Regions from separate parts of the Homo sapiens genome. Here all the other regions are linked to region 1. Evidence: chromatin loops called from intact Hi-C (ENCODE). Cell type or tissue: gastrocnemius medialis. All regions are shown on one strand. Links, peaks and the distances in the headings refer to the core of each region. The heading gives the core; the rest is flanking DNA. Region 1 overlaps AFDN (afadin, adherens junction formation factor). Region 2 holds the start of LOC107986547 (a long non-coding RNA gene). Region 3 overlaps FRMD1 (FERM domain containing 1).

Region 1 (8,000 bases), core at 1-8,000:
TCCTGTGCCCGTGCCTGCCTCTTTCCTCCCATTGGAAGGCCTTTCTTGTGCTAGTGTTTGTGCTTTTGTCTTTGCTTTTCACACTCTGGCCCCTTCTTGTCTCAGACCTCAGCTTAAAGCCACATTCCTGAAGAGGTTGTCCCTGAGCATCCTGTCACTGTCACAGCACCTGATGTAAGTTATTTATGTGGTCTTTATTACCATCCAATACCTGCTGTGTTTGTTGACCAGCTGTAGAATGTGAACTCTGCAAGTGGGGCTCCTGTTTCATACGTCATTGCTGTATTTCTATTGCACTTTTCTTAAAAAATGCCTGCTGTGTAGAAGACTCTTGGGAACCATCTCATGAATAATTGAATGAGCCGAAGAAAACTGTCTTTATAAAAATTTTCGTTTCTTAAAAAAATGTGTAGTCCACAAAGAAGACTTGGTAAATAGAGGAAAAAAGTAAAAATGAAAATCCGTCATCCACAATTTATAGTTGACCTTTGATAGTAATGTTGTGAGGGGTCCTTTTCTGGACTCTGGTATGGGTCTATATGTTCATGTATGCATTTTAACACAATTGGATATATTTGTCTCCACACACACCTTTCTTGCTTTCTTCAGCTGTTACTCTGTGAGCATTTTTTAGTACTTTAAAGTCACTTAAAAACAAATGAAAACCATTCTGTAGTATGTAAGCATATAAACATACTCTAATTTCTTTATCCATTGCCCTATTACTAGTCATTTATAACAATTTTTTAATAGTGTGTAAATAGTATTGCCATCCATTGACCAGCAATTGTGTTTCTATAAATCTGTCTTATGGGCCGGATGTGGTGGCTCACGCCTATAATCCCAACACTTTGGGAGGCCGAGGTGGGTGGATCATGAAGTCAGGAGATCGAGACCATCCTGGCTAACATGGTGAAACCCTGTCTCTGCTAAAAATGCAAAAAATTAGCCGGGCGTGGTGGCGGGCGCCTGTAGCCCCCTACTCAGGAGGCTAAGGCAGGAGAATGGCGTGAACCTGGGAGGCGGAGCTTGCAGTGAGCTGAGATCGCGCCACTGCACTCCAGCCTGGGTGACAGAGCGAGACTCCGTCCCAAGAAAAAAAACCAAAAAACTCTTATGGAAGGATTCATTGGGTGTGTATATAAATATATTTACAAGCATAATTGTCTTGTCACTCTGTACTGATGAACATTTTAAATGATGTAATAAAGCATTGGTTTAATGAAGTATGATGAATAGACAACAAAATGTTATACAGCCATTACAAGTCTGTAATATAAAAATAAGTGATATTGTAAGATGTTTGTAACATCTGAAAAAGTGTTTTTTTATCAAGAAGATTGTAAATCCCATTTATGGAAAATATGAAAAGCTGGAAAGACGTACAGTACAGTAATAATCGCTAGGTGATAAGAGAAACATGATTTTTTATTTACTACTTGTGCCCAGTTTCTGTAGTAAGCAGATGTAATAAGAAATTTTACATGAAATTTTTTCTACAGTGAATTTCATTGTATAAAATTTTTTCTTTTCTGGTGATTTTCTTAATGTAGGTAACTCATCCTTTTGTCTGCCTACAAATTCCATACAAATGGTTAGAATTGTATACTTTTTAGAAGTATTTAAATATACCTGATTGGGTTACCATATAATATGTGTTTTCCCCGGTGTTGATTAAGGGCAAGAAAGAAGCCAGTTTCTGTACTGAATTCATTAGGTATTGAGCTATAAGGAGTAGGATTTCTAAATCTGTTCTGAGAAATAATAAACTTTAAAAAGACCCTGCCTCTTCATGTTGTACATATTTTCTTATGTCTTATCCTGATTTTAAAATAACTTGTTGGAATCGAATTACTATTAATGTACTTTCAGAAAAATCATCATGTGTGTGTTACCAGCTTTGCCTGCCTGTGTTTTAAAGGCAACTCCTAGCTCTTTGAGAATGAAAGTGGCTGTGCGTCTTCCTATGCTTTAATACCAGTGTGCTTTGGGCACTCCCCGTGGACATAGTGTCCCCAGCATTGCTTTGTTATTTCCTGGTCTGTGTTCTTGCCTGCCCTGCTTGGCAGCCCTGTATCAGATCTCTGCTTGCAACGCTGAGTGTCAAGCTTGGTTGGTCTGTGTGAGGTTCTAAACCCGTTGTGCTTTCTCTCCATGTAGAGCACCACTAGGCTGGACAGCGACAGAGTGTCGTCTGCCTCTAGCACAGCCGAGCGGGGAATGGTGAAGCCGATGATCAGAGTAGAACAGCAGCCAGATTATCGCAGGCAAGAAAGCAGGTAGGAAACACATCATTTTTCAATGGTGAAAGTACTGAAAGTATTCCTAAAAAAGGGTTGGGATAAAGATTGTTGAATTTATAAAGGTTCAGCTGACATGTTTACAATGTTAGCAATAATATTTTAAGGGCATTTCCTTTCTGTGTTATTGAATTGAAAGAAATGCTTTACCAATAATTATATCCCTCACTTATATGCCACAGTGTTATCAGATTGAAATAAGAGTACATTGAATTAAAATGTTGCCATTTAAAATTTGCTACTTTGTAAAAACATAGAGAAAGGGAGTTTTTATAGGATTTTAATATTTGATGATTTTTGTATTTAGAAAAATCTGGTCATTTCACCCATTTCTAGAAGAAATCTTCATCTGTTTAAAAATATGTAAGATCAAAAATGATTTTGAAACAGATTTTAAGAATTATAAATGCCATATTATGTCTTGTGCTCTAATGTGATGTGTCTCCCTGTGGAGATAGATGGAGGATGAATTTTTTTTTTTTTCTGACATTGTTCTTGCCGATTTCTCTGGGCAGAGAACTGTCTTGTTATTTCCTTGTCTTATGATTTTTAACGTGTCACCTTAATCAGAATCCTATTTCCTTGTGACCTCTAGAATTATTTAAATGTTGCAGAGTAATATCTTTGCATTAAACATGGTGGATAAATAACAGATACTGACTAGTGGAACCAGCAGCATGATTTGGTGCTGAACACCTCTACCCCAGAGCTCTGCGGGAACTCAGACAGAAATACAGAAAGACTGCATGACTTCTATGGCATTCTCATTATCAGCAGTGAAACTGGCAGCATTCCCCCTTTGGGGCTTTTCAGATAGATTTTTGAAGAGGCCATTGTGTTTCCTTCAAAGATCCAGTCAGTGAGGCAGTTAGATGAGGCAGGCGACTTGCCCAGGGTCACCTATCAGTTCAGTTGCAGGTGACGAAGACACAGTTCTTCAGTTTCCCAACTTCCAGCAGAGGGCACTGGATATTGCAGGATTTTAATATCATTCATCACCAGTTATACATGTGTAGACTCATAAGGGAATCCCAGGTTTTAACTTTATTTTTATTGTGGATTTTTGGTTCTAATGCAAGATTTTTATTGGCTATGTGAATCTTATTACATGTGATAATAAATAGTTTACTTTCCGTGTTTGTACTTGTTTTTGTTGGTGGATTATGGAGTAGGATGTTCAGAATGGTAAATTGGTATTGTAAGGAATACCTCTATGTATTTCTAAGGTGTGACTGAGAAGTATGAATCATAGTTCTTAGCTCATAAATATTTGAGTAAATGAATTCGCACGAGGGAGTGGATTGATTAGGATAATGCTTTTAATATATGCAAAATTAGTGATTAATATAGTGTCAAAATAGTAATATGGTTAATTGTATGTCAGGAATTATTTTTTACCATAAACACATAATTTAATTTTACAAGGTAAGATTAGTTTGCAGAGTTATTAAAGGCTTTATTTTAATTATAAACTATGTTGTTTTGTTGCTATTACTACAATGATGAGAACAGATGAGCCTTTCTGCTCCATTCTTTGTTTTTCACATGGGCAGTGTTATAATAAGCACTACTTAATTTAACTGATGCAGTCATGAAAAATTTAAACGTGTTTAAAATGCTAATATTAGTGAAGGAAAAAACCCTTTTGAATGGAGGGGACGACTTTTAATTGTCACTAAATTTTTTTTTCTTTTATCAATGACAATGTAAACACTTTTTTACCAGATTTGTTAAAATATAATTGGTAAAGTTTACTCAGGTTCACTTTATGAGATATATAACTGCCTAGCTACAATTTTAGTTGTCTGTAAATATGGGAATGTAAGGGAGATGTGTTAAAATAATTGATCATTTAAATTACATTGTTTATAGAGGCATTTTTCTTTTCCTTAATTGTTGAGTTAAATCATTAGATCATAAACTAAATAATCAACTCTGAAACATATAATTTGATAAAAAGAAGATTTGGGTTGTATTTATTATTAGTAAAATATTTGGTTATATTTTTATTATTTTGTATAAATATATTCATTTCTCTTTATTCATTTTTTGGTGCATGGAGAAGGTGAGGATGGAGGGAAGAGAATGGTTTGCTGTTGAAAAAAAAATTAGTTAGCCAGTCTGTAAACTATTATAAATCTGTAATCATCATAAGTTATTCCTTTTTATTTTTGAAGGAAAGTTTTTTATTATCTATATTAACTTATTTAATGAGTGGACCAGCAATTCCAAATACTTAATTCTGGCCGTACAGTACCAGTTGTCTAAGATTAACAGACACATTGCTGCTGAAATGACTGTTGTTGAAGTCACTAATGAGTATTTCTCATTCCAATATCAAGATAACTGTGTTGACTTTCCATTTCACCAAATAAGATTTATTTGAGTAAGTATTAGTCTCAGTTTAAGTCAATATTTAACTCAGTAGAGATGTTCATCACAGTTTAAGTCATTAATATCCCCACAATTTCATTTTTCATTAAGTTTGCGGAAGGCAAAACACATGTTCCCTGGCTCTTACTGTCAATTTAAATTTTCTTATTTTTTCAGAGACATTTTTGAGAATTCTTCCTGGTTATCTCTGTTAAAGTTGAACTAAAATGATAAAGACATTGAAATGTTAAGGAAGCTAATCACTTGACTATGTGTTTCGCTGGTTTTTGGTAAATATTGTATATAAAATACAGTGGGTAGCGAACTTAGAGTAATAAGTAAATGGCTTGAAGTTCTAATCACATGGCTAAGTGAAAGAATAAGCTGAGCATTATTCATTGAGAAAAGCATAAATCCACAAAGATAAGGAAATCTAAACTGGATTTGTAATTTATTATCTTACACATTTAAAGAGTCTGTGCCTAGCAATGGCTTTCAAAATGCTTTTGAACTGTGGTTATAACACAAGATTATATCTTACATTGTGCTCTGGTGAACACACATACAAATGTGTATTCAACTGAAAGAGTAGTTTCACAAAACAGCCTTCTGCCCTGCCAATGGGTGATGACACACTGTTTGAAGAATATTTTTATAGAGATAGAAATGAACCTAACTTTTGAATTAATTTGATCTGAATACCTGGAAATAGATAAACATCAGCACAATGCTAGTTTTTATAAATGTTCCAAATTATAGTTTCTTTGTATTTATAATTTTTGACAGTTCCTTATTTGTGTAGTGTCAGGCTAAATGGTGGAAGGGACCTGGAATTTATGTGACCGTAAGAAGAAATGTGAGTGAGTAGAACATCTCTTTATAAGGCATGCGTCACTGTAAGCATTGGAAAATGATGATAGTAATGGCTGAAGGAGACTTGCCGTGGTCAGCTTGTCTAACCCTGTGTCAGCAGAGAAAGACAAAGTCCAGGTCTTAGGAAGCTTTTCCCTTTCAGTATAAGAACTCCGTTTCAAGCTTGGCATGGTTAGTTTTTCTTTGTGTCACTTAGTACTTTGTTTTCAGTGTTACCTGAGCCATAGCTGTAGCAGATGCAAGACAGACCGATCCCTGTACTAGACATGAAGTGTTCATTAATAATCCAGAATCACGTCAGATCTGCTGTCATGGCGGCGGCATATACTTCAAGGAACTAACCTTCTTAGAGGAGTCGTGATAAGATCACTCCCAATGCATTATTTGATTAGGCTACATCTGAAAACAAGGGATATTTTATTATTTTACGTTGGAAAGATTAGTATATAGATTTAAAAAGTAGTTGCAGAAATCTACACAGGTTGTCAGTAATATTGTTAGCCATGTGACCTTATTTTAAGTGATGTCAGCTTTCTTCTTTTAGAACACAGGATGCTTCTGGGCCTGAGCTGATACTACCTGCAAGCATTGAATTCAGGGAAAGTTGTGAGTAATTTCAGATTTCATTGTCAATGAATTATTTCTTGATCCATTTTACTCCATCTGATTTTCACATTCGTTTTTATTCTTTTTTCCTTTTTTCTTTGTTTTTGAAATCTTTCCACAGCTGAAGATTCATTTTTGTCTGCCATTATAAATTATACTAATAGCTCTACAGTCCACTTTAAGTTGTCCCCTACATATGTATTATATATGGCATGCCGGTATGTATTGTCCAACCAGTACAGACCTGACATCAGCCCTACAGAGCGCACACATAAAGTCATTGCAGTCGTCAACAAGATGGTGAGCATGATGGAGGGTGTCATCCAGGTACGTTCCAGCCGGCCAGCCATGCTCCTCCAGTGATTGTGGTTGTAATTGCTAAGCCAGTGAATTCAGCTTCTTTAAGGCTTCTCATTTGGTTACAAGATTTTTTTCTAAAATAAAAGTTATGTAAATATTGTAGGAAAATGTATAACTTTAAAGAGTTGAAAGGAAATGCAAGCTTTTTTCTATTTTGTTTTCCCTGTAAAACTTCAGCATAAGTGAAGTTAACTTGTAGTAATAGTTGTGAGAAAGTGCTGAGACTGTTGTGGGCTTTTGTAGAATTTTTTCTGTAAATAATTTGTTGAGATGAAGTTCATATAATATTAACCATTTTGAAGTGAACAATTCAGTCGCATTTGGTGCATTCACAGTGTTGTGCAGCCACCACCCCTGTCGGTTCCAAAACGTCTCCATCACCTCAGAGCGATACCCCTCAAGTAGTTCCTGGGGTTTTTCTCTTCCCCCGTTCCCTGGTAACGCCTTCTTAGACTTTTTAAAAATGGTTCTCAAAAGTCACTTGCTCCTGTGTAATGAGCCTAGACGTTGGTAGTAATTGGGCTTTTTGATAGCACATGTGTAGGTGTAATGGACATTGTAACATACTTCTCACTTAAAATGAAATTCTGTCATAAACCTGTTTTCAAAATTTCAGAAGATAAAGGTATTTTGTTGGTAGAATGGTTTGACTCCTTTACGTACTTTCTGTCCCGATCTACAGTTGATAAAATTTTCATAGCAGTTTTTCATCTACAGATGATTTGAAGATTTAATCTTTAAAGTTCTTAAAAGTAAATGTACAGATTTTTTCAGTTTTTCTGAATCACTTGTCAATGTTGTTATTTAACTTAATAAAACTCTAGTTATATAATGTTAATAACATAGATAGATTGGTTGCTTTTCTCCTGGCAGGATCATTTGAGGGAAACTAAGATCTTTTAGTTCCTTCAGAATTGTTTTCAAAGGCCAGAATTTTTCAAGAAATGTTTCTTTTATATTTGAGTGATTAGCATGAGTTTGATAGGGTTATGCTTCTTTTACCCAAGTTAGGAAATAGGTAAAAAAGAAAGTCATTTTATTTGGATACCGTTTTGTTACTTTCATGTCATTATTTTATAAACAAACATGGATTTCCTTTTCAGTTGTCATTCAAAGCCATTGTCTGTCTTCTATCATGTTTGGACTTACTAAGCCTGTTTCGAGTTGTGAGACACCTATCATAAAACTACCCTTGATAGCCTTTTCCTTATTGATGTGAACTAGTCAGTGAAATCACCATTATCAAACAAGTCTTTTAAACTTCAGATTTAGGGTTAGTATCCAGTGGGGGGAATCTTAAAGTAGTGGAAAAGAACTGTGGTAGTGAATAATTTAAATTCTATTTTCAAAAAACAAAGAATTTGCTCCCTTTAGTATAGGTGTAAGTTATTTATACACTTTTAAATTCTCATCTTCTCAGCTTTTATTTTGATTGTTTCTTGGTCTTTCCTGTCTCTTCCATTCCTATTAATTAATCTAGAGGGATGG
Region 2 (10,945 bases), core at 1,507-9,506, 160 kb before region 1:
GCTTGAAGTATCAGTGGTGGAAGTCTTCCATCGGCTCCTCCCTTCATCTTGAAAGAATCCCGGGGCATCTGGTGGCTGGCCTCGCTCCGAAGATGGTGGGGACGAAAGCCTCTGGGATACACATTTTCTTCAGGGGCGGCCAGCTGTAAGAGACATCGTCCAATCCAAGGGGTGGCAAGTTCATTGAGCACAATAACCCAACTCCGCCACTGAGTGTGTAAGTTAGAACCCTGCCCCCACCAGGACACAACTGTCTCTGAGGACGGTTGTCAAACGGCACTGTGGGAAGACTTGGGGACTGATCACCTGGAACTCAGAGTTCATGTCCCAGCTTCCCCATGAAATGCCTGCGGCACCCTGGACAAGCCGTTCCACACACGTCTGTCAGATGTGGAACTGGGCTCAAGCACAAGCTAGGAATTCCATCCCACTGGTTGACTGCATTGCCAATATTTTAAATTATGAAATTTCGTTTAAAAATCCAAATTGCTGGTTTCTGCTTTAAAACAAGAAGCAGGAGCAGCTCCAGCAGCCCAGGCCCTTCCCTCCTGCCTCTCCCTCTGGGCAGTCCAGCCCCAGAGCCCTCCCAGGCTCCACACTCATGCTTGCTGGGTGCTGGCAGGTCATACCCATCAGACTATCGTCCACACATCCTCAGCCCTCCCGGCCAGAGCTGGGCTTCACGACAGACTGGCGTCGGTCCCACACAGCGTCCAACCCCTGCTGAAGAAAATGTTCCCTTGGCTTTGGGGAAGCAAAGTTGCTCAGACCAGCAAAAAAGAGCAACTCTACTTTCAGGGGAAATATGTACCCTGTCTTTTCCACATTCAACCATAAAAATGTCTGGATGTACTAAAAGTCTGCCGCTAAACCATGGAAATGGAGCCAGGCATCTCTTGAATGACACAAACCAGAGCCATCCCTCATGGCTTTGCGTTTCCCTACGCTTTTCTGAAGCCAAACACCAATGGCGTCTCCTCATGGGATGGTGATAAAGGCAAGAATCTCAAAATGGGACCCGTAGCCGCAGCCTCTGCTGAACAAGTCCCACCCCGGCGCTTCTGTCTCTACCTGGCCTCACCTCCCCCCGCCCCGAGCGGGCGTCTCAGACGAAGACGGACCCTGCCACTGTAGAGTGGCAATGTGTGTGCCGTGCCACACCTCCTTTCTCAAAACTGGCACAAGCCAGGGGAGGCTGGAAAGATGGCAGAGCCGTTTTAACCTGACTCGAAGAGACTCCAGGTTGTTTAGATTATTTTAATAATTGGATTTTATAAGACTTGTGCTCTGGGGCTTTTTTAGTGAAGAACAATAATTTTTAAATGAACCTTGAAAACTTCTATAATAGGTGGAAAGAAAAGAGTCAGCTCTCCAAGTACGTTCCTTTTCCTGCCTCATCCTGTACAACCTAATCCTGCTGCTGTGCTTCCTCCTCGAGTCCTTCCAAGAACACATGACAAGATGTTTATCCACAAAGGATCTTAATCCCTTTTTGAGATTGCTTTGCAAACTTCCAGTCTTCAAGAGCTAAGTCTCTTATGTTTCTTATTTGCCACAAGCTGGGCCCACAACGTACATGGAATCCTTGGGGAGCCGTTGCTGCCAGATGGGCTGGATAGGCACAGGGACTGCGGTGTTTGGGCCAACCTGGGCTGGACCTGGCGTCGTGTCTTTGGACGGACTCAGGGAACATATTGATTAGGGAATGGAGGACCGGGAGGAGGGAGACACTAAGCCAGGTGCTATTAGCTGCAGTAAATTAACGTCCTCCTGCTGGATCCATTATTGATGGCCACGCCATGCATTTTTAAACAAAATAAATAATGTACTTCGAACAGTGTCGATTTGTGCCTATTTACCGGTTGGATAGGTGAATTGTTGTACTAAAACAATTTGAAAATACTTTTTTTGAATTAACGCAATGTTTCGGTAAAGAGACAACAAATTCTTACTTTTAAACACTTCTTATTGTGTTGTGTGTTATTGTGTTGACTCCTGTCCATGCTGTGGAAGGGAGGGGGGGAGGGATTGAAGAGGGAAGGAAGGGAGAAAGGAAGGGAGAGAGGGAGGGTGGGAGGAAGGAGGGAAGGAAGGGAGGAGGAGGAGGGGAGAGAGGAAGAGGGGAGGGGAGGAGGAGAGGAAGGGAGGGGAGAAGGAAGGGGAGGGAGGGAGGGAAGGGAGAATGGAGGGAAGGGAGGCAGGCAGTCACACTTAATTTCTACGCTCAGACTCGGCTCGGCGGTGTGTGTGTGTTCATGTGTGTGTATTGTGTGCACATGTGTGTACATGTGTGAGTGCTGGGAAGAAAGGGGAATGCATGAAAGAGATGGTGCCCGACTCCCTCTCCCCAGCAAAGCTCTCCCTCTCCCCAGCAAAGCTCTGTCTCCCTCCAGGTGGAGAACAACCCTACCCTATGCCTATGGGTGCTTGTCACGACCCCGGTGCCTGGCACTGGGCAGACCCCAAACTCTTTCTCTGCTCAGCTTTCTCGTCTGTACCCCGAGTCTCACCCGTGAACCAAACTGAACTCACCACACACATCCAGCAACTGCCCACTCCTGACTTCCAGTCCTGGCTGGGGTGATGCGGTTTTACTCACTTCACTGAACATGAAAATGTAGCAATGGTGTGCCAGGCGTGGGTGCACAGAAGGAAGTGAACCAGAGCCAATTCTGTGCTCACGGAGTGGAGCCCATCAGCTCCAGGCACGGGGGAGACAACGACCTTGTGCCAGTGCTGTAGGGGACCTCCCCAAACCACCAAGACGCTGAGGTCCCCAATGCCAGGACTGCAGGGGACCTCCCCAAACCACCAAGAAGCTGAGGTCCCCAATGCCAGGACTGCAGGGGACCTCCCCAAACCACCAAGACGCTGAGGTCCCCGATCTGAAGTCCCCAGCCTGAGCCTGGGGCCGGGGCTCCAACGGGAAGGGGATGCCCCAGGGTGTTCCCTCTCAGAGCCCTCTGACCTACAGGCCTCTCCCGGGAAGCGAGGAGCCTGGGGTTCCCTCTGGAATGGGAAATGCTGAGACCCCTGCAGAGAGTACACTCTGAAAGGCCGAGAAGCATGTGTGGGTTGTTGCACCAGCCATGTGTTGCATCCTCTGCAACCAATGCTCTTAGCCATGGAGCAGAGGCCGTCGGGTCGGGCCCCACTTACAAGCACTGGCCACATAGATGAGCAGGCACGGGGTCAGTGCCGCCGCAGCCCCAGGCCCCAGGGAGCAGAGCTGGCCTGGCCAGGGTCACGCTGCAACCAGCTCCCCAGGCCCCAGGGAGCAGAGCTGGCCTGCCAGGGTCACGCAGCAACCGGCTGCAGCCCTTTGCTCCCAAACACCATTAATCACCCTAAAGACAGCCTTCCTTCCACTTGGAAAGATGAATCATTCTCAGGGCAGTGGGAAAAAACACTCCCTCAGTTTATTTGATTACTTGAAAACACAGGCGAGGCTTGGCTGATGAGAAAATGCTCAGGGAGTAAACCCAACTTCCATGGGCACAGCAAGGTACACCCGCGCGGAAAGTTATTACAGAGGAGGCCAGGACCACGCGCTCAGGGCGGGTCAGCGTGGGGCTCGGACAGGCTCCAGGCGCACCTGGAAAGCCCCTGCAAGTTGATGTACAATGATGCTGTCATGTTTGTGTACATGTTTCTGGAGAGAGGGCCTGCAGCTTTTCAGATTTTCAAAGATTTTTGCCAACCCAAAAGGTTAAGAACCAGTTATAAAACATTTTCTTATGTTTTATGCAAAGGGAACATTTTAAACATACAGAAGACATATTCTTAATTCTAAAAACATTTCAGAGCAGACTTCTAAACAGTCTCCTGTAAGGAGCAAAAACGAAGCTGCCAGAGAGCATCTGTGTACACAGAGGTTCGTTAAAAATCACTGTCATATTCTTAGAAGTTTGAAGGAAGAAAACTTACAATTCAATTTTTTTAAAAATGACTACATAAACAGCCATATGATTTCATTTTATACTCACCTTGGGATTCCAAGTTTATATTGAAAGTTTCCTTTTCTTTCCTTTATATTCTACTGAAAATCCCCATCCCCATTTATCCAACCACATGCAGTGCTGCAGCTTCCAGACTCACACATACTGCTGCAACAGAACCTGTATGTTTTACTATATTTAAATGAAATGTCATATTGGTAACCTATAAAGTCAGTTTTAGTGTGTGTGTGTGTATATATATATATATATATATACACATTTATTTTTCTTTGGGATGGAATTTTGCTCTCTCTCCCAGGCTGGAGTGCAATGGTGCAATCTTGGCTCACTGCAACCTCCACATCCTGGGCTCAAGTAACTCTCCTGCCTCAGCCTGCCAAGTAGTTGGGATTACAGGGGTGCACCACCACACCTGGCTAATTTTTGTATTTTTAGTAGAGATGGGGTTTCGCCATGTTGGCTAGGCTGGTCTCGAATTCCTGACTCAGATGATCTGCCCGCCTCGGCCTCCCAAAGTGCTGGGATTACAGGCGTGAGCCACCGTGCCCAGCCCAGACTTAGTAAATTTTTTGTTAACAATGCAAAATGTTCAGCAATATGTAAGCCACTCAACCTCAGGAAAATGACTTGGCCTCCCTGAATGCTGCCTTTTGTGGAAAATGAGGGTGCGCCTGCCTCCTGGGGTTGGTTCTGAGGCTAGATCGGGTGTGACTGGCATGAGAGCCTGACACGGCACACAGCCGATAAACAGAAAATGTTTGCTTGCGTTCCTCATGAATCTGGTAATTTTCCACCTTTTCTCTAGGAATGTTAGACTCCACACTGCTGCAACAACCTAATTTTTCCATCTTTTGTAAAGTTTAAATGCATAAACAAAAAATAAAATGTTAAGCTCCACCCCTCCCAACCATCTGAATGAACCCGGCAAAGGGCACTCCAGAGTTCAACTGAAAAGCTGGTTCAGGCTGTGATGGGAAGAGGGGGTGGGACAGGCTTCATCATGCCCACCTCCCTTTTGGAATTCAAGGAAAGCTGACCAGCATAAACATCAGTACAGACCTGAAGTTTGATAAGAAACACTGACCATCTCTTCTCTCTGAAGCCTGCTACCGGGAGGGAGGTTTCATCCGCATGATAAAATCTTAAGTTGTCCCAACTTTCTGGACCGAACCAAGGTATTTCTTAAATGTATGTGATTGAAGTCTCACATCTCCCTACAATGTGTATAACCAAGCTGTGCTCCAACCACCTTGGGCACACGTCACAGGCCATGATCACTCATATTTGGCTCAGAATAAATCTCTTCAAATATTTTACAGAGTTCGACTCTTTTCACCGACAAATGGGCAATGTGTTGTGTTTGCATGAGGAGCCCCTGGTTGAGAGCAAGTTCCCTGCCGGTTCTGCCCTCAGGTTCTTGGTGGCCAGAGACACTCCCCAGGGCGGGCAGCCAGTCTGGTGCTGGCCAGGGCTGTGCTGCTTAGCAAGGCCACAGAAGGGACGGAGCTGCCCTGCCTGCCAAGCCTGGGAAGCCTGCTCAGGTTGTTTACTGCTGGCCTTTCAGGAAGTGCTTTGGGAACAACCTCACACCTCTCAGGTCATCTGACTCTCAGTCCCACTGGGAGGGCAGCTTAACCTGTTTGTCTGCTTGTTGCTTGTTGGGCTGTGCAAGCAGTGAGGCTGGATTGTTGCCTCAGGAGTAAGTTACATAAGAGACTCTACATTACATTACATTACAGCTCTACAATGCACCAGACGGACCCATCTGGATTCTTTCGGGGCTCTTAGCCCTAGAAATAGCATCATTTCTTCAAACTGGTGAGTCCTCCTGTCTAAAATCAGGATGCAGAGAGTTGATGCACGGCATGGCACAGGTATATTGTGGGAGCAGCCCTCTCCATTCATGCCAGAATTCTGGGCATTTAATTCAAGTCCCTCCAAAAGAGTGTTGACAGCTTTGTTCTCTCCTTATCCCTTTTCTCTCCTCTTCCTCCTTCTGACTGCAGGATGCTGGGCAAGGCTGGCAGGCCCGGGAGAGCCTGTGGCCAGCCTGGGTCCAGGAAGTGGGCAGCTGCCACAGAGGGGCCTCCGAGGCTAGCTGCCTCCTAACTTCCTCACGGCACACCATTCTGCCGTCCTGAGTCTTCTCAAGGTTGGAAGGTGCCCAGATCCAGGGAGATGGTGCTGGCTCTTTGGTGGCTGTGGAGTGTCCAGACAGATGAGCTGGAATCCTTCAGTTTCTCTGCCTCTCCTGTCAAGTTGGGGTAGCACTGCTTGGACTCTTGCCCCGGCTGCATTGACCAAGCCTTGATGTTGCCTTGACCAAGCCTTGATGTTGCCTTCTTTGCCAAACCACTGGCCACGATGTTGCTGGCACAGCAGCCCAAAGGCAGCTGCTTGTCCATCTCAGCCTGACCCAGCCTTCATGCGGGCTCCATCTCAGCCATTGTAAAGCAAGCTCCTAGTTCTAGTTCTCCCCCACAAATTTTATTGCTAAATAAACAATTAAGCTACCCCTTTAAATAGTAAAAATATGTATATACAAACAAGATCTAAACCCATCACAAGAATGTATCAACCAAGCCAGGCACAGCGGCATGCACCTGTGGTCCCAGCTATTCAGGAGGCTGAGGCTGAAGGATCAGTTATGCCCAGGTTGGAATCCAGCCTGGGCAACATAGTTGTATTAGTCCATTGTTATGCTGCTGATAAAGACACACCTGAGACTGGGAAGAAAAAGAGACTTAATTGGATTCACAGTTCCACGTGGCTGGGAAGGCCTCAGAATCATGGTGGAGGACAAAAGGCACACCATACATGGCGGCAGCAAGAAAGAATGAGGAAGAAATAAAAGCAGAAGCCCCTGATAAACCCATCAGATCTCATGAGACTTACTCACCATCACAAGAATAGCATGGAAACGATCGACCCCCATGATTCAGTTACCTCCCCCTGAGTTGCTCCCACAACATGTGGGAATTCTGAGAGATACAATTGAAGTTGAGATTTGAATGGGGACACAGCCAAATCTTATCATTCTTTCCCTGGCCCCTCCAAATCTTATGTCCTCACATTTCAAAACCAATCATGCCTTCTCAACACTCCCCCAAAGTCTTAACTCATTTCAGCATTAACCCAAAAGTCCACAGTCCAAAGTCTCATCTGAGACAAGGCATGGTGGAAGTTTCTTCCACCTATGGGCCTGTAAAATCAAAAGCAAGCTAGTTCCTTCCTAGATACAATAGGGGTACAGGTATTGGGTAAATACAGCTGTTCCAAATGGGAGAAATTGGCCAAAACAAAGGGGTTACAGGGCCCATGCAAGTCCAAAATCCAGCGGGAATGTCAAATTTTAAAGCTCCAAAATGATGTCCTTTGACTCCAGGTCTCACATCCAGGTCATGCTGATGCAAGAGGTAGGTTCCCATGGTCTTGGGCAGCTCTGCCCCTGTGGCTTTTCAGGGTACAGCCTCCATCCCAGCTGCTTTCATGGGTTGGCGTTGAGTGTCTGTGGCTTTTCCAGGCACACAGTGCAAGCTGTTTGTGGATCTACCATTCTGGGGTCTGGTGGACAATGGCCCTCTTCTCATAGCTCCACTAGCCAGTGCCCCAGTAAGGACTCTGTGTGAGGGCTCCAACCCCACATTTCCCTTCTGCACTGCCCTGGCAGAGGTTCTCCATGAGGGCCCCACCCCTGCAGCAAACTTTTGCCTGGGCATCCAGGTGTTTCCACACATCTTCTGTAATCTAGGTGGAGGTTCCCAAACCTCAGTTCTTGACTTCTGTGCACCCTCATGCTCAACACCACGTGGAAGCTACCAAGGCTTGGGGCTTCCACCCTCTGAAGCCACAGCCTGAGCTGTATGTCGGCCCCTTTCAGTCATGGCTGGAGCATCTGGAACACAGGGCACCAAGTCCCTAGGCTGCACACAGCACAGGGACCCTGGGCCTGGCCCACAAAACCACTTTTGCCTCCTGGGCCTCTGGACCTGTGATGGGAGGGGCTGCCATGAAGGTCTGTGACATGGCCTGGAGACATTTTCCCCATGGTCTTGGGGATTAACATTAGGCTCCTTGCTACTTATGAAATTTCTGCAGCCGGCTTGAATTTCTCCCCAGAAGATGGGTTTTTCTTTTCTACTGCATCGTCAGGCTGCAGATGTTCTGAACTTTGATGCTCTGCTTCCCTTTTAAAAGGGAATGCTTTTAACAGCACCCAGGTCACAGCTTGAATGATTTGCTGCTTAGAAATTTCTTCCACCCAATACCCTAAATCATCTCTCTCAAGTTCAAAGTTCCACAAATCTCTAGGGCAGAAGCAAAATGCTCCCTGTCTCTTTGCTAAAACATAACAAAGTCACCTTTACTCCAGTTCCCAACAAGCTCCTCATCTCCTTCTGAGACCACCTCAGCCTGGACCTTATTGTCCATATTGCTATCAGGCTTTTGGTCAAAGCCATTCAACGAGTCTCTAGGAAGTTCCAAACTTTCCCACATTTTCCTGTCTTCCTCAGAGCGCTCCAAACTGTTCCAAAATCTGCCTGTTACCCAGTTCCAAAATTGCTTCCACATTTTGGTGTATCTTTTCAGCAGCACCCCACTCTACTGGTACCAATTTACTGCATTAGTCTGTATTCACACTGCTGAGAAAGACATACCTGAAACTGGGAAGAAAAAGAGGTTTAATTGGACTTACAGTTCCACATGACTGGGGAGGCCTCTGAATCATGGAGGGAGGCAAAAGGCACTTCTTACATGGTGGCAGCAAGAGAGAATGAGGAAGAAGCAAAAGCAGATAAAACTATTAGATCTCGTGAGACTTATTCACTATCATGAGAATAGCATGGAAAAGACCGGCCCCCGTGATTCAATGACCTCCCCCTGGGTCCCTCCCACAACACATGGGAATTCTGGGAGATACAATTGAAGTTGAGATTTGAATGGGGACACAGCCAAACCATATCAGTAGTGTCCCCTGTCTCTCAAAAAAGGAAAGAATTAATCAACCAAAGGAGAAATCTGAGTGGCTGTGGCTAGTGCTCTGGGCTGGGCATGGACAGTAGTCCCAGGGAAGCCTCCCTGTCACGAATTATGGTGGCCAATTAACCATGTCAGCCGTAGTTTCATCATAACCAGAGTTTCAAAGAGAGAATGAATCATAAAACTTTAAAGCTTAGAAAAGATCTCAGAAATTAAGACCCGTATCTTAGAGTGGAGCTTCTCAAATGTCATCGTGCATGCGATCCCCTGGGCATCTCGTTAGGGAGAGTTCTGAGTCGGAGGACAGGGGCAGGGCAGGGGGCAGGGATCAGCATCTCTAACCAGCTCCTGGGGAGGCCGCTGTGGGGCCATGCTGGGATGGCAAGGCCTCAGAGGACCCAGGGCTTCCAGTGTAGACTCAGCTTCACCCCGCAGAATAAGAGGAAACATGTTAGAACTCATTTTTCTGTATTTTCAGGTATAGAGACCCTTGGGGAGGGTCCAACCCTGCTGCGTTTAGCGTAGCTTGTCATGGAGAGGTTCCAGTGTGTTTACACCTTTGAACCATCACAACGCCCAGCATGAACTCTTCAAACTTTTGTATTCATGGCTCCAAATGTTGAAATTTTAAAAATGACTTTAAGGCTTTTTATTTATTTTTAATTTTTTTCTACAACTTTAAAGCAAAACTCAAGTATGAGCTCAGAAGTATTTTTCTCTTTGAAAATGTTTAAAAAAAAATGCTGCAGGTAAATGAAGCTGTTTCTTTGGGACCAGCCCATGGAGTGCTGGAGTAGCTGTGAGGTGTGCGCCAGGCCAGGGGACTCACCCCGTTTGTGCTTCCATGTTCTTGTAAAATGTGGATTGTAGTGGAGCCTACCCCAGAGGGCTGCTGAGAAAATTAAATTAGTTACTGCATGTAACACTTAGAAAATACAAACATGAAGCGCGTTTAATACCGAATGCCCTCATTGAACGTTCATTGATAATGTTATTGCTGTTGCTGCTTCTCACTCCACCTCTCTCACTGGGGCCTGGGAGCGGGGATGCCTGCAGGTGTGTTGGAATCCGTCAGTGCAATGCCAGGGGCACGCAGGCAGAAGCGGGTGGGACTCGTCCTGGTAGTGGGGGCGAGTTCAAGGTAACGCAGCAGACAAGGAGAAATGGATTTTCATTGACCGGTAAGTTTTAAATGGAAAACAATCATTCAAAAGAGGCAATTTGAGGACACAGTGAGCCTTCGTCTGCACCCCAGAGCTGCAGGGGCTGCTGCGGCCCGAGGACAGGCTCGCTGCTGTGACCTGGAAAAGCCCTTCCTGTCTCAGATCAGTTCCATGATCTGATTCTCATGAATCATTGAGTAAAAGGGGATGCTTCCAAAGCTCCCTTCAATTTTACCCAGCAGAGGCCCTGATGTTACCGGGCCACCCCTGATACCTTAAGGCCAGAAAGGTGACATGGGGACCCCAGTGCCTGTCCGCTCTTTACTTCCTGCTTTCAGCCTCAGGGAGGGAAGCCCTGTTGGGATGCTAAGGGGTGTCATTAGATAGTCATCAGTCTTAGCACCGGCCACCTTCAGATGAGCCCTCAAGGTCCCCCACTGCTCAGCAGACAGGGGCTGTGTCAGCCTGGGGTGATAACACCCACATACCCTGGCTCAGCCTGCACACAGTAAGTTCCCCCAGTAAGAGCTTCTGAGTGCAAAAGAGATCTGTCAAGTTGATCAGACATGGATCAAATCAAATGTCTCATTAATTATTCTTATTATTAATTTTCATTAGCTGAGTTTTTTTTTTAATTGATGAAATTCTTCATCTATTTAGCATTGTGTAGACGCATTGTGTCATTTGGAAAAGTAAAATGCAGAAAACGTCATTGACTTTGCACTGGACATCAGAATTTTCGTTCCCCTGACACAGGGATGGGACTTAACTAGTAAAGTGAGTCCCCCACCCCCCAATCCACAGCTCCCCCAGGACCAGCAGAACGTGGGTCTGAAGGAGGCC
Region 3 (10,945 bases), core at 1,428-9,427, 150 kb after region 1:
CTCCAGGTGTGGGTGACGTGGAAGGGGGCTGTGGGGAGGGGCGGTGAGCAAAGCTGAGGCTCAAGCCTTAGGGGAGTCTGCCCCGGCCCCGGCTGGGTGTGTCTGAGCTGGTAGCCCACATGGGCTTCATGTGGCCTGCCTGGCCGTCCCCTCTTGGGCAAGTCTCAGGGCAGCGGGCCTCTAATTGTCCTCTCCACATACCCTGAACACCAGAGATTAGAGTCTTTGGAGCAGCCCTACCCGGTAGTTAACAGGCATCTGGCATAATTCTCCATGTCTGTCCACAAGGCCCAGAGGAAGGACAGAAATAGGAATCCCCAGTGGGGCCAGAGAAGCTTCTCGGGTCAGCCAGGGGCCATGGCTGCCTCGCCTCTGCCAGGACACAAGGCGCCGGGCCAGCTTCACTGATGCTTCCACAAGTTAGGGGTGGGCTGGCCCGGCCTTTGCTGCCCCTGGGGTCTATGGCGTGTGGCGAAGGTGACTGGCAGGGGAAGCCTGGACATGGGGAGTGTGCATGTATGGATGTGTGCATGTGTGTGTGTGCATGCGTGTGCATCTGTGTGCAGATGTGTGCGTGTGTGCATGTATGTGTGTGCATGCATGTGGATGTGTGCATGTGTGCATGTAGGTCTTGGCTCAGACCCTGCTTCATGGTGGACACCACCTGCTGTGTCTCCCCAACACTGGTGTGTACCTTCCCTCATGGTCCATGGGACTGGGCTCTTGCTTCCAAGTTTCTTCAAAGGAAGAAGATAGTCATTGCCCCGGAGCGGGGCAAATCAATCATCTTGTACTAATGGGAATGGCTTTGGGAAGTGCCCACATGCTCACATCTGAGCCAGCACTAGGCGCACCTCCCCTGCCGCACAGGAATTGTGGGCAGTCTTGCCCTCGGCAGCACTGGGGCTTGTGGCCATCTACAGAACGCAGCCTTCTGTGGCCGATGCCCCTGAGTGAGTTACAGCCGGCATCTCACCAGCCCCCCAGGCAGGCTGGTCCTGGTTCAAGCAGGAGGCATCTGCTCGGGTTCTTTATTACACGTGCCTGGGGCACACACACGATTCCCTTTCACAGAAAGGAGAGGGTCCCCCTGGATGGACCCGTCAAAGAGGCGGCCTCAATGCACGCAGCCCTGCACCAGGCCATGGGGCTCAAGCTCATGCTTGTCTCCAGTGAGCTGGAGGGTGGTGTGGCGTGGTCTTCACCACACACAGACAGTGAAGGGGGCAGTGGTGTTCAGGGCACAGGGCTGAACGATTGTGGCCTCTCAGTGCTCTGGGATGGGCCTGAGACTAGCAGGGATGCACGGGCCATTCCTCTAAATGCAGAGGACAGCAGGTTTGCACGTGTGCAGGAGTGTTGTGCAGGGGGAGGAGCCCTGGGGAGACCCTACCCTGGTGGCCTTCCAGAGCCCACAGAACCGAGGTCGCACTACCCGTGGAGCCCACCGGATCAGAGCAGGTGCCATGCACAGCTAGTCCCCCACTCTCCGTCTGTCACCAAAGCTTCGCCCCTCCGCCAGCTGGGCTGCACCAGCCCAACCCCAGCCAGGGCAATGGCTTAAGGAAGCCACCTGTGAGCAGAGTGGGTCCTGAGGCCTCATGGCTGAGATGGGAGCAGAGTCGGCTTCAGCTCCGGGGCAGTGGGGTCTTTGGAAGCCCTGGCTTGGAAGGGAAAGCACAGCCATTGACTGTGGATGGTGGAGGAGGGTCTCTGGCTGGATCTCAGGTGACAGAGCTGGGCTTGCACCACAAGAGGGGCCTCTGTCTGGCAGGCCCAGCGCTTGCAAACAGGAGTTGCAGAGAGGGGTTCAGGTCTGGGAGGAACCTGGGTCCTGCACAGTGATGACTGTGAACTCCGGCTTGGGAGCTCTGGCAGCCTGTGCCCATCAGGACTGTCTCTTGGGGAGCTGACAGTGTGGGAAACTGCAGAGCTGTCTCTCCAGGGTCTGGGCCCAGCTGTGTCACCTTCTCTCCCAGATTAGGATGGGTGACAGGCTGCCTCAGGGGCCAACACCATGGCTCTCTGGACACTTGACAGCCAGACCTTGAACTGGCTCCCTGAGACCCTGAGGGAAAGAGCTCCCGGGTGTATGGCAGACAGGCATGAGGTGCGGGACCTGTTTGTTACCTCCCAGGTTGATGTCAGAGCCAGCTCCACACCTCTTACAGGTGAACCTGTGGAGCGTGCTGGCTGCGGAAGTGCAGGCAGCATCTGGCGGGCAGGAAGGGACGAGGGCCATGTGGAAGTGGGGTGGGCAGGGGCTGAGCCTGGCGGTGCGGACGGTACTGCTGGGTGGGTGGTGCCTACACCACAAACTCCTGTGGTGGAGCCTCTCCGAACAGGTCCAGGGCGAGACAGTTGCTGGACCTCTTGCTGGGGAGAGTGGCCCTGGTCTCGCAGGGGCCTGCCAGCCTGCAGTCCAGGGCGCGGTGGAAGGTATGGCTGAGTGAGGTGGGCGCTGGGTGCAGGGCCAGCTGGTGCAGCTGCATGTCGTCCAGGCCATGGCTGTGCTGCTCCTCACTGACCCCGGCTGTCATTTCCTGGATCTGCGGGGAGAGGCCATGGGATGAGGCCTGCTGCCCCCTCTCACTCCCACCACCGCACACGGCAGCCACACTGCTTGTGGCCACAGAGCCACACTCCCTGCCAATGCCCACCCTGCGCCGCAGTGCATGGCCGGCCTGCCCCTGGACGGGTCCCCCAGCACACACCTCTGCGAGAGAGGCTTGGCATCTTCCTTTGATGCATTTCAGGAGGCCCCCACCTTGCCCAGCTTCTTTCCTGGGGCTGCTTTCTGCCTTTTAACTCAGTGGACCTGGACTCTTAGCGTTTGGTGTAATTTAGGATCAGGTCTGAGTGTGGGCCTTGAACACTAGCTCTGGAAGCACCTCAGTGGTCAAGAACGGCCTCCTATTTTATACGGGAGGAAACTGTCTGGGTTCAGAGGTGACTGTCCAAGGTCCCGTCCAGGTGGGCGGCCAGCGGGCAGCGTCATCGCCCTTAAGTGAAGCCTCCAGCCCGAGCTTCTCGGCTGCCGTGGCCCCTCAGATCTGCCTTGGACCACTGTGCTCCCAGGAGGCAGATGAGGCCCCTGGTGGCAGGTGGCAGGGGCAGGGGCAGGCCACGCCGAAGATTGCCCAGCGCCAGGGTCTGACTTGCCCTTCTACGCGTGTTTCCTTGTTTTTAATCAATACGTCTTTCAAGAGTGACAGTCCCTGGCCCAGAGCTCAGGCGGCTTCGGGCAGCCGTCTCCTCCACTGAGTGGGCTGACCTGGGTTTGGGATTGCCCCCACTGGGATGGGCCCGCGCCTGCCAGGACTTGCAGCCTCCCCTCCCTCCTCCCGTGCCCAGCCCTGTTCTCTCTCCATCCAGCCTCCGGTGCCCAGCCCTGTTCTCTCTCCATCCAGCCTCCCGTGCCCAGCCCTGTTCTCTCTCTCCATCCGCCTCCCGTGCCCAGCCCTGTTCTCTCTCCATCCAGCCTCCCGTGCCCAGCCCTGTTCTCTCTCTCCATGCAGCCTCTCGTGCCCAGCCCTGTTCTCTCTCTCCATGCAGCCTCTCGTGCCCAGCCCTGTTCTCTCTCTCCATCTGCCTCCCGTGCCCAGCCCTCTTCTCTCTCCATCCAGCCTCCCGTGCCCAGCCCTCTTCTCTCTCCATCCAGCATCACGATAACTAATCAGCCACAACCGATTTTCTGTGTCTTTCCAGGGGGATTCTGAACAGGGCTGACCAGAGGGGGCCTCACCCTCCTGTGGTGGAGCCGGGGGCGGGGGTTGGGGGGTGGGGAGGGCAACTCGGAGCCTGGCTGGGAACCCTGAGCCCACCTGTTCCCCACCTGGGCATCCAGGAACCACTGGCTCGCTTCTCCTCTAGCTCCTCTGGGGGATCCTAAGGCTCAGTAGCTCTACAGGAAGTGGGGGAAGCCTGGAGCAGCCCTGCACACACAGCACTAGGCCCCGGGTGGAGGAGGTGGACGAAGGGGACGGGGCAGCCAGTCTGCTGCATGGCAGGTTGCAGGGCCCAGGTGTCCGGGTCCTGCCTACAGTGGCCCGGTGACACTCAGGGCCCGGCCACCCCAGCCCCAGGCAGGACCCCTCCCTCCCCACAGTGAGCCGACTCACTCGGCCCTGAGGCTGAGGCCTCCACCCACGTCCACCTGCCCCAGTGCCCGAGAGCCTTGCTGCTCCCTGACTTGCCCGCTGCGTCTCTGGGGATGTCAGTCGAGGGACCCTCTGATAGGCCTAGGAAGGTCCCCAGGGCCCCTGACAGGGGACCTAGGAGAAGGGGGTGGAGGAGCAGGGCCAGGGCTTCTGGCCCGTGGGGGGGACTCTACCTGGTGCACGGCCTCGGCGCTCTGGCCTCTGGTCCTGACCTGGGTGCAGGGCTCCTGACGAGTGGCTGTGGGAGGAGGCAGCCGTGAGCACAGGTGTCTGGGTTCTGCCCGACATGGCTCCTCCCCAGGGCAGTTCCCTGCACTTCTGGGGCCCTGGTCTCGGACCGGCATCTCCTGAGGCTCACACCGCCCCCTTGCTCTCAGTGCGGTGACTGCTTTTGCTCCATTCCCCGACATCTGATAAAACGGCCCCTTGCTGTGCAGATGCGGGATTAGCACGGTGATTCCCGCTGGGTTACAGGCCACAGAGCTTGCATACATCCTCAGAGATGGAGGCCAACCATCCCTTCCTGGTGGACCAGACACTCCAAGGGCAATGGCGGACACAGTGGCTTAGTGACAGGAATGCCTGGCCCTGGGAGGCCCTAGGTGATGTTTTGTGACCCTGGATGGCCCTGGGTGACTGTAGGTGATGCTGGGCGGTCCTGGGTGACTGAGCCCTGGGGCTGGTCCCACCTGATCTCATCACATCCACCGTCAGGGCCGTGGGGACACTCAGAGACCAGCAGAGCTCACGTCCCCTTTCTGGGGCAATGAGGAAGCTCTTCAGGGCCTCATACACAGGGACTGGGCTGGACGCATCCCTCAGGACAGGGTGCTGCATCCTGGGCCAGGTGCACACACAGTCCTACACACAGGGAATGGGCAGGGTGCATCCCTCAGGACAAGGTGCTGCGTCCTGGGCCAGGTGGACACATGGTCCTAGAACACTCTGAATGGCTCTGTCTTCTCACTCCTACTCAACTGAGTATAAAAAGACATGAGTCTAACCCAGGCTTTCTGATGGGAGGGAAGCTGGTAGGACAGGGCTTCCTAGGAGTAGGGGGCTTCCTAGGAGTGGGGGGCTTCCTAGGAGTCAGAAGGCTTCCAAAGAGTTGGGGGAGTTCCTAGGAGTCCACGGGGCTTCTTAGGAGTGTGGGGGGGGCTTCCTAAGAGTTGGGGGGGTCTCTAGGAGTCCAGGGGGCTTCCTAGGAGTGAGGGGACTTCTTAGGAATGGGGGGCTTCCTGGAAGTGGGGGGCTTCCTAGGAGTGGGGGGTTTCCTAGGAGTGGGGGTCTTCCTATGTGTGGGGATGGGATTCCTGGGAGAGGGAGGGGCTCCCTGGAAGGGGAGCTTCCTAGGAGTTTTGTTGGGGGGCTTCCCGGGATGGGGAGCATTCCTTGGGAGGGGGGTTCTTCCTAGGAGTTGGGGGGGTGCTTCCTAGGGGCCAGGGGCTTCCTAGGAGTGGGAGGGGCTCCTGAGATGGGCTTCCGAGAAAGCTAAAGGACCTGGACTCATCTGCAACCCCAAGAGGATCCCACCTCTCCTGTCTCTGATCCCAGCCTGCAGCTGCCCCTTGGCAGGAACAGGAGACTCGGGCACAGCAGGCTGCAGGCAGCTCCTCCCTGCCATCTCTGTTCTTCCGGCATGTTCTGGCACATTTCCTGGGACTCAGGTCACAAGCAGCCCAGCCCCTCACGTCTGGCCACTGGAGGGCAGGCCAGGGCTTTGCTGCCTCGGTGTCCAGGGTCAGCCAAGCTGGGGCTGGCTGGACCACACTCACTGTCCCTGAGGCCTGGGCATCTCCCTCGGGCCCACCTTGGCTGTCACCACGTGTGCTGGGGTGGCTGCGGCTGGTCCTGGGGCTGGAGGACGGCTCCTTCTCATGGAGCCCGTGGACCTCCAAGGGCACGTCCACAGACATCTCTCTGGATTCCCTGAGCCAGGAGTTGGCCTTGATGCCTGACGTGTAGGAACTGCCGTGGCTGTCGGCGGAGTGGCGTGAGAGGCAGTGGGGGCAGTGCTGGCTGCTGACCCCACTGCCCGGGAAGCTCCTGCTGGCCAGGTCCAGCTCCAGCTCATCGCTGATATAGGACTCCCGGTAGTGCTGCTTCTCTGTGGGGAGTGGGGAGCACAGTGAGGGCGAGCTGGAGAGGGACCAGCCCTGCTGATGCAGGAGGAAGAGCCCGGGAGACAGAAATGCACACCCACAGCCCAGATGAGGACGTGGAACAGGCAGGGAGACCAGGCCTGCGGGTAAACGCTGAGGCCAGGCCTTGTGCTCAGGTGAGGACGTGGAACAGGCAGGGAGACCAGGCCTGTGGTAAACGCTGAGGCGAGGCCTTGTGCTCAAGGTGAGGACGTGGAACAGGGAGGGAGACCAGGCCTGTGGGTAAACGCTGAGGCCAGGTCTTGTGCTCAGGTGAGGATGTGGAACAGGGAGGGAGGCCAGGCCTGTGGGTAAACACTAAGGCCAGGCCTTGTGCTCAGGTGAGGATGTGGAACAGGAAGGGAGACCAGGCCTGTGGGTAAACACTGAGGCCTTGTCGGAACCTGCATTTCTTGCTCTTTGTGGGCACATGATGGGAGGAGAAGTGGAAAACAGACCAGGAAACTGAGAAGTGGAAACCTCAGGTGGCTCCTCAAGCTCCCAGCTTCCCCCAGTCCCATCTATAGAATTCCACTCCAGGCAGAGCTGGGGGCCACCACTTCGCCCTTCGACCTCAGCATCTGGGGGACGTGGGAGTCAGGAGGCCACAACAATAAGAGACAGAAGGCATAGTCCGGCCAGAGCCCAGTGTGCCCAGCCTAGCCCAGAAGGCACAGTCCGGCTGCGGAGCCCAGCATACCCAGCCCAGCCCCACCTTCTGCCTCCTCCCGCTGCCGCAGCTGTTGCAGAGTGGGCCGCACGCGGAGGTGGAGCTGGTGGCTGGCGCGCAGCAGGTGCAGCAGGTGCCTGGACCGCCAGGTGCACCCCGTGTAGTAAACCAGCTTCTGTGCTGCGGGCAGCCCATCCAGCTGGATCTCCAGCTTCTTTCCCTGAGCAAACAGGAGAGAAGTTGCCACTCCACAGGTGGAAAACCACGCTAGCCACAGGAAAGGATGATTTTAAATGTCAGCCATGGCCCCCAGGGGGACGAGGCCCAGGTTTTCACTTCGCAGTGCAGATGGCTGTTGGCGGACACTGTGCGCGGACACTGTGCTCTGCTCCGCCCTTGCTTGAGAGGACACAGCCCTCCTGGCTAGAAAGTGCCCGCAGCAGTGTGAGGGGAGTGGAGGTCTGGGGTGGGACAGGAAGACCTCGGTCTGGCTGTCCAGAGCAAGCCTGCTGTCCAGCAGCCCCCACAGTCACTGCCCTTTTATCCCCGGCACCCGGGCTGTGGGGTGACCCTGGGTGACAGCTCTGGGGCCGGGATGAGAGGAACAGAGGCCACACAGGTGCGTTTCTATGACCTGCTCTTCTTTTCTCCCTTGATTTTCTCAATTGGGAGCCAGAAGTTTTCAAGCGATAACAACAACTAGACCTCACCGGGCAGCTAAACACCCCACGCCTGCAGGGCCAGGGCCAGGCACAAAGCCCGTGAGGCCAGGACGGCCCTGATGCCCCCGAGAGGCCGGCAGGAAGGGACCTGCACCTCTTCGGGTGCAGAATTGTCCAGAAAATGCCCCGAGGATGAAGCTGCATCTGCCCAGGCTTTCCAGGGCACGGGGACCCCCCAGACACCCACCAGAAATGCCAGCTTCCCAACGTGGGGCCAGGGGAGGTCGTACAGCAGCTGCGGAGCACGGTCCACCTCCTGCGGGACAGCAGAGGCAGGGCGCGTCCAGGCAGGGCCAGCCAGCGCCCATGACCGCTGCAGGGATGCTACACAGCCCAGACTCCAGTGGGGAAGGGAGGAGGGGGTGGGGGCAGGACGAGGGGCTCTGTGAGGCTGGAGCCCCTTCGGTCACCTGGTAGATGTGCACTCCCCTGAGGGCCAGTCCCAGGATCACGGTGGGACGACCTTCCTTCTTATCCTAGAGGACACAGGTCAGAGGTCAAGTTGCAGGCCTGGAGGTGCTGGGCCTCACTGATGGCAGAGTATGGTCAGTCTGGCTAGGGGCCGAGGGCTCCATGGACCAGGCTGAGCTCTGGGGCCCATTTACAGACAGTCTCATTCACTCCAGCATCAGATCAAAGGCATAGTTGTCATAGCACAAGCACTGCCTTTCATCATGCCAGATAAACACCAGCCACGACCTAAGAGAGCCTGGCCATGCCGGGCCCGGGGTCCTGGTCCCACTCAGCCACGGGGGCTCCATCCATCCCTGCCCTGGGGTCCTGGTCCCATCCCACTCTTAGCCACGGGGGCTCCATCCATCCCTGCCCCGGGGTCCTGGTCCCACTCTTAGCCACGGGGGCTCCATCCATCCCTGCCCTGGGGTCCTGACCACTCTTAGCCATGGGGGCTCCATCCGTCCCTGGCCTGGGGTCCTGATCCCACTCTTAGCCATGGGGGCTCCATCTATCCCTGCCCCGGGGTCCTGGTCCCACTCTTAGCCATGGGGGCTCCATCCATCCCTGCCCTGGGGTCCTGATCCCACTCAGCCATGGGGGCTCCGTGCATCCCTGGCCTGGAGTCAGAGTCCAGCCCATCGCTGGCCGCCCTGGGCTCGACCTTGTGCAGCCTGAAGAAGTGCACGGGCACGTCCTCCAGCCGGCAGGCCTCCTGGATGAAGCACAGCATGGCCTCCTTGGGGCTCAGGCCCTGGCGCTCACGGTGCAGGGTAGGCATGTGCCGGAGGATGTAGTCAATCCCCCTCTTGGTGATGATCTGAGGACAGAGCCGGGAGGTCAGCTCAGACCCCTGCTGGTCCCCCCTTCCTCCTTGCCAGCCCCCTGCTCCGAGAAGCTTCCCCAGACTCCCACAGCTGGTGCCAACCTCGGTGGGCAGGGCCAGGGCCTGGCTGCTGAGCCCAGAACCAGAGATGAAGTCTCAGTGCCCACTGTGGCCCTGGGCCCTGTCTGATTTCCTGTCCCCCTCGGGTCCTCCCCAAGGGGAATGGCAGCAGCCAGCCCTCCTCAGACGTCTGCAGGTGGGGACTCTACTCCCAACGAGCCCTGGCTCTTGGGAACCTGCCCAGTGAGGACCAGCTGGGGCCATCACCGGGACCGGGGTAAGAATCGCAGGGACGTGGAATCACTGAGGGTGGAAATGTGCTCAGAGGCCAAGGGCACGTGTGGCATCCACAGCACTGGGAGGAAGCCTGGCTGGGCCCCACCCTGACCTCAGCGACTGCCTCAGAGCAAAGGTGAGAAGGCCCCAAGGTGCACAGGATAGAGAGGTACACAGGGATGAGCGGTCAAGGAGAGAAACCTTAAAGTTCACCCGGAACAGGGCCTGCATCCCCGGGGTGACAGCCATCAATCCGCGCGGCCATCAGGCCAGACAGCGCCTGGGACTGGGCACACAGTGGTACAGCCCACGCCTCTCCATGGCCCTCCTCCCAGGGGGATGCCACTCCTTCCCTTACAGGTGAGGAAGCTGAGGCTCAGAGACTCCTACGGGTCCCAGGATACTTAGAGAGAAGCAGGAAGGTTCACAGCCACAAGGCCCGTGTGGGTCACATTCCACAGCCAGGCAGCCAAGGGGCTCAGAGAGGTGAAGCCAGAGTGCAAGGCCACACAGCTGGCTGGGTGCGTCAGGAGCACAGGCACCCACACCTGCCTGCTCAGGGCCACTCCTCCCACACTGCCTGCCTTTGGGGGTGGTAAGGACCCTTGGGCCTTCAGGACAGAAGGACAGGTGATTGCCCTGTTTCCATCCCTGACCCTTGCTCCAGCAGCCCCTGCCAGGCCCTCAGTCCCCTGCTCCCATGGATGGCACCCGGTGGAGGTGGACAGGCACCAGACTAGCAGTGCTGGGAGGAGGTGGGCCCTGACCTTACCCACTGTGGGAAGTAGGAGTGTGGCTCGAAGTACCTCCCGGCATGGGCCGACTCCCGGTGCTCGCCCAGGTCAGCCTGCAGCGCGCAGGCAGCCAGCAGGAAGTAGGCTTCCTCCCGGTGAGCGCACTGTGACCTCAGCACGCGCTCCTTCAAGTGGCAGTAGTACAGGTGCCGTGCCCTGTGGTCGCTGGAAGGTGGCAGGGAGTGAGTTCCAGGACGACCGGTGTGGGGACTGCTGGCCCCTCTGGCCCTGCCTTGTCCCTCCCCACACCAGCTCCCAGGGCTGTCCTGAGCCCCTGGTACCTAGTTCCTGTCTTGTTATACCCACAGCTGTGTCCCTGCAGGGCCAGCACGGCACAGGCCCACACTCTTCCTGGAGCGGGGCACAGGTGACTTGCTGCCACCAAGGAGCCACTAGATGAGGCTCCACCTGCCGAGGTCCCACTCCTTCCCCAGTGAGCTTGGCCTTCACCAAACCAAGCCCCAGTGCAGGAGAGGTGCACAGAGCCCGGGCGACTCGAATCCCTGGAGGTGCACAGGGCCTGGACAACTTGAATCCCTGGATGTGGACAGACCTGGCTCCCAGAGCTCACCGCCCAGCACGGGGCTTGGCCATGGCTGGTATTCATTAATCACAGGCCAGGTGGAGGCTCGCCCAAGATGCAGGTGCAAGATCTTCTCATATAATTCCCCCGAACTGGCCCCATAGCACCAGGTAGCTCCATCCATCAACCCAACACTTTCCAGACCTCCCCTCCAAGGCTATCCAGAACCTTCCACATATTCACACACCCCTCACTCTCCAGAACCTGCCACACAACCACATACCAGTGTCTCCAGGGCTCTCCACACAACCACACACCTT

The links. A loop is a pair of places that touch in the nucleus more often than their neighbours do. Peaks named below come from ENCODE experiments on the same cell type or tissue, not always from the same donor. Only the 100,000 strongest peaks of a DNase experiment are listed, where the experiment ranks them.
Region 2: it touches region 1 in a loop (5-fold over the local background); 3 of 110 quality-filtered maps call a loop at or near these places.
Region 3: a loop joins it to region 1, with 2.6 times the contacts of the local background. A loop is called at or near these places in 24 of 110 quality-filtered maps.

Annotation. Positions count from the first base shown.
Region 1 is chr6:167,905,011-167,913,010 of GRCh38, forward strand. It overlaps AFDN (afadin, adherens junction formation factor), which reads left to right. Exons shown (of 34, transcript NM_001386888.1): 13 at 2,161-2,279; 14 at 6,091-6,152; 15 at 6,274-6,479. Among named protein-coding and RNA genes, the nearest start is that of HGC6.3, 71 kb to the right of the region's middle. In gastrocnemius medialis, for the core only: a CTCF peak has its summit at 3,250 (motif pointing right); a DNase peak (open chromatin) is centred at 2,141; H3K4me3 peaks cover 723 bases; H3K27ac peaks cover 2,363 bases.
Region 2 is chr6:167,745,624-167,756,568 of GRCh38, forward strand. LOC107986547 (a long non-coding RNA gene) reads left to right here and starts at 5,687. Exons shown (of 2, transcript XR_001743900.2): 1 at 5,687-5,833; 2 at 5,966-6,482. In gastrocnemius medialis, for the core only: no CTCF peak of the experiment used is centred there; a DNase peak (open chromatin) is centred at 5,538; H3K27ac peaks cover 1,256 bases.
Region 3 is chr6:168,054,791-168,065,735 of GRCh38, forward strand. FRMD1 (FERM domain containing 1) reads right to left here. Exons shown (of 11, transcript NM_024919.6): 5 at 10,081-10,267; 6 at 8,811-8,966; 7 at 8,104-8,169; 8 at 7,017-7,191; 9 at 5,971-6,267; 10 at 4,334-4,398; 11 at 1-2,549. The coding sequence ends at 2,307. Among named protein-coding and RNA genes, the nearest start is that of FRMD1, 19 kb to the right of the region's middle. RefSeq lists an enhancer at 4,121-4,622. In gastrocnemius medialis, for the core only: a CTCF peak has its summit at 5,847 (motif pointing right); a DNase peak (open chromatin) is centred at 5,843.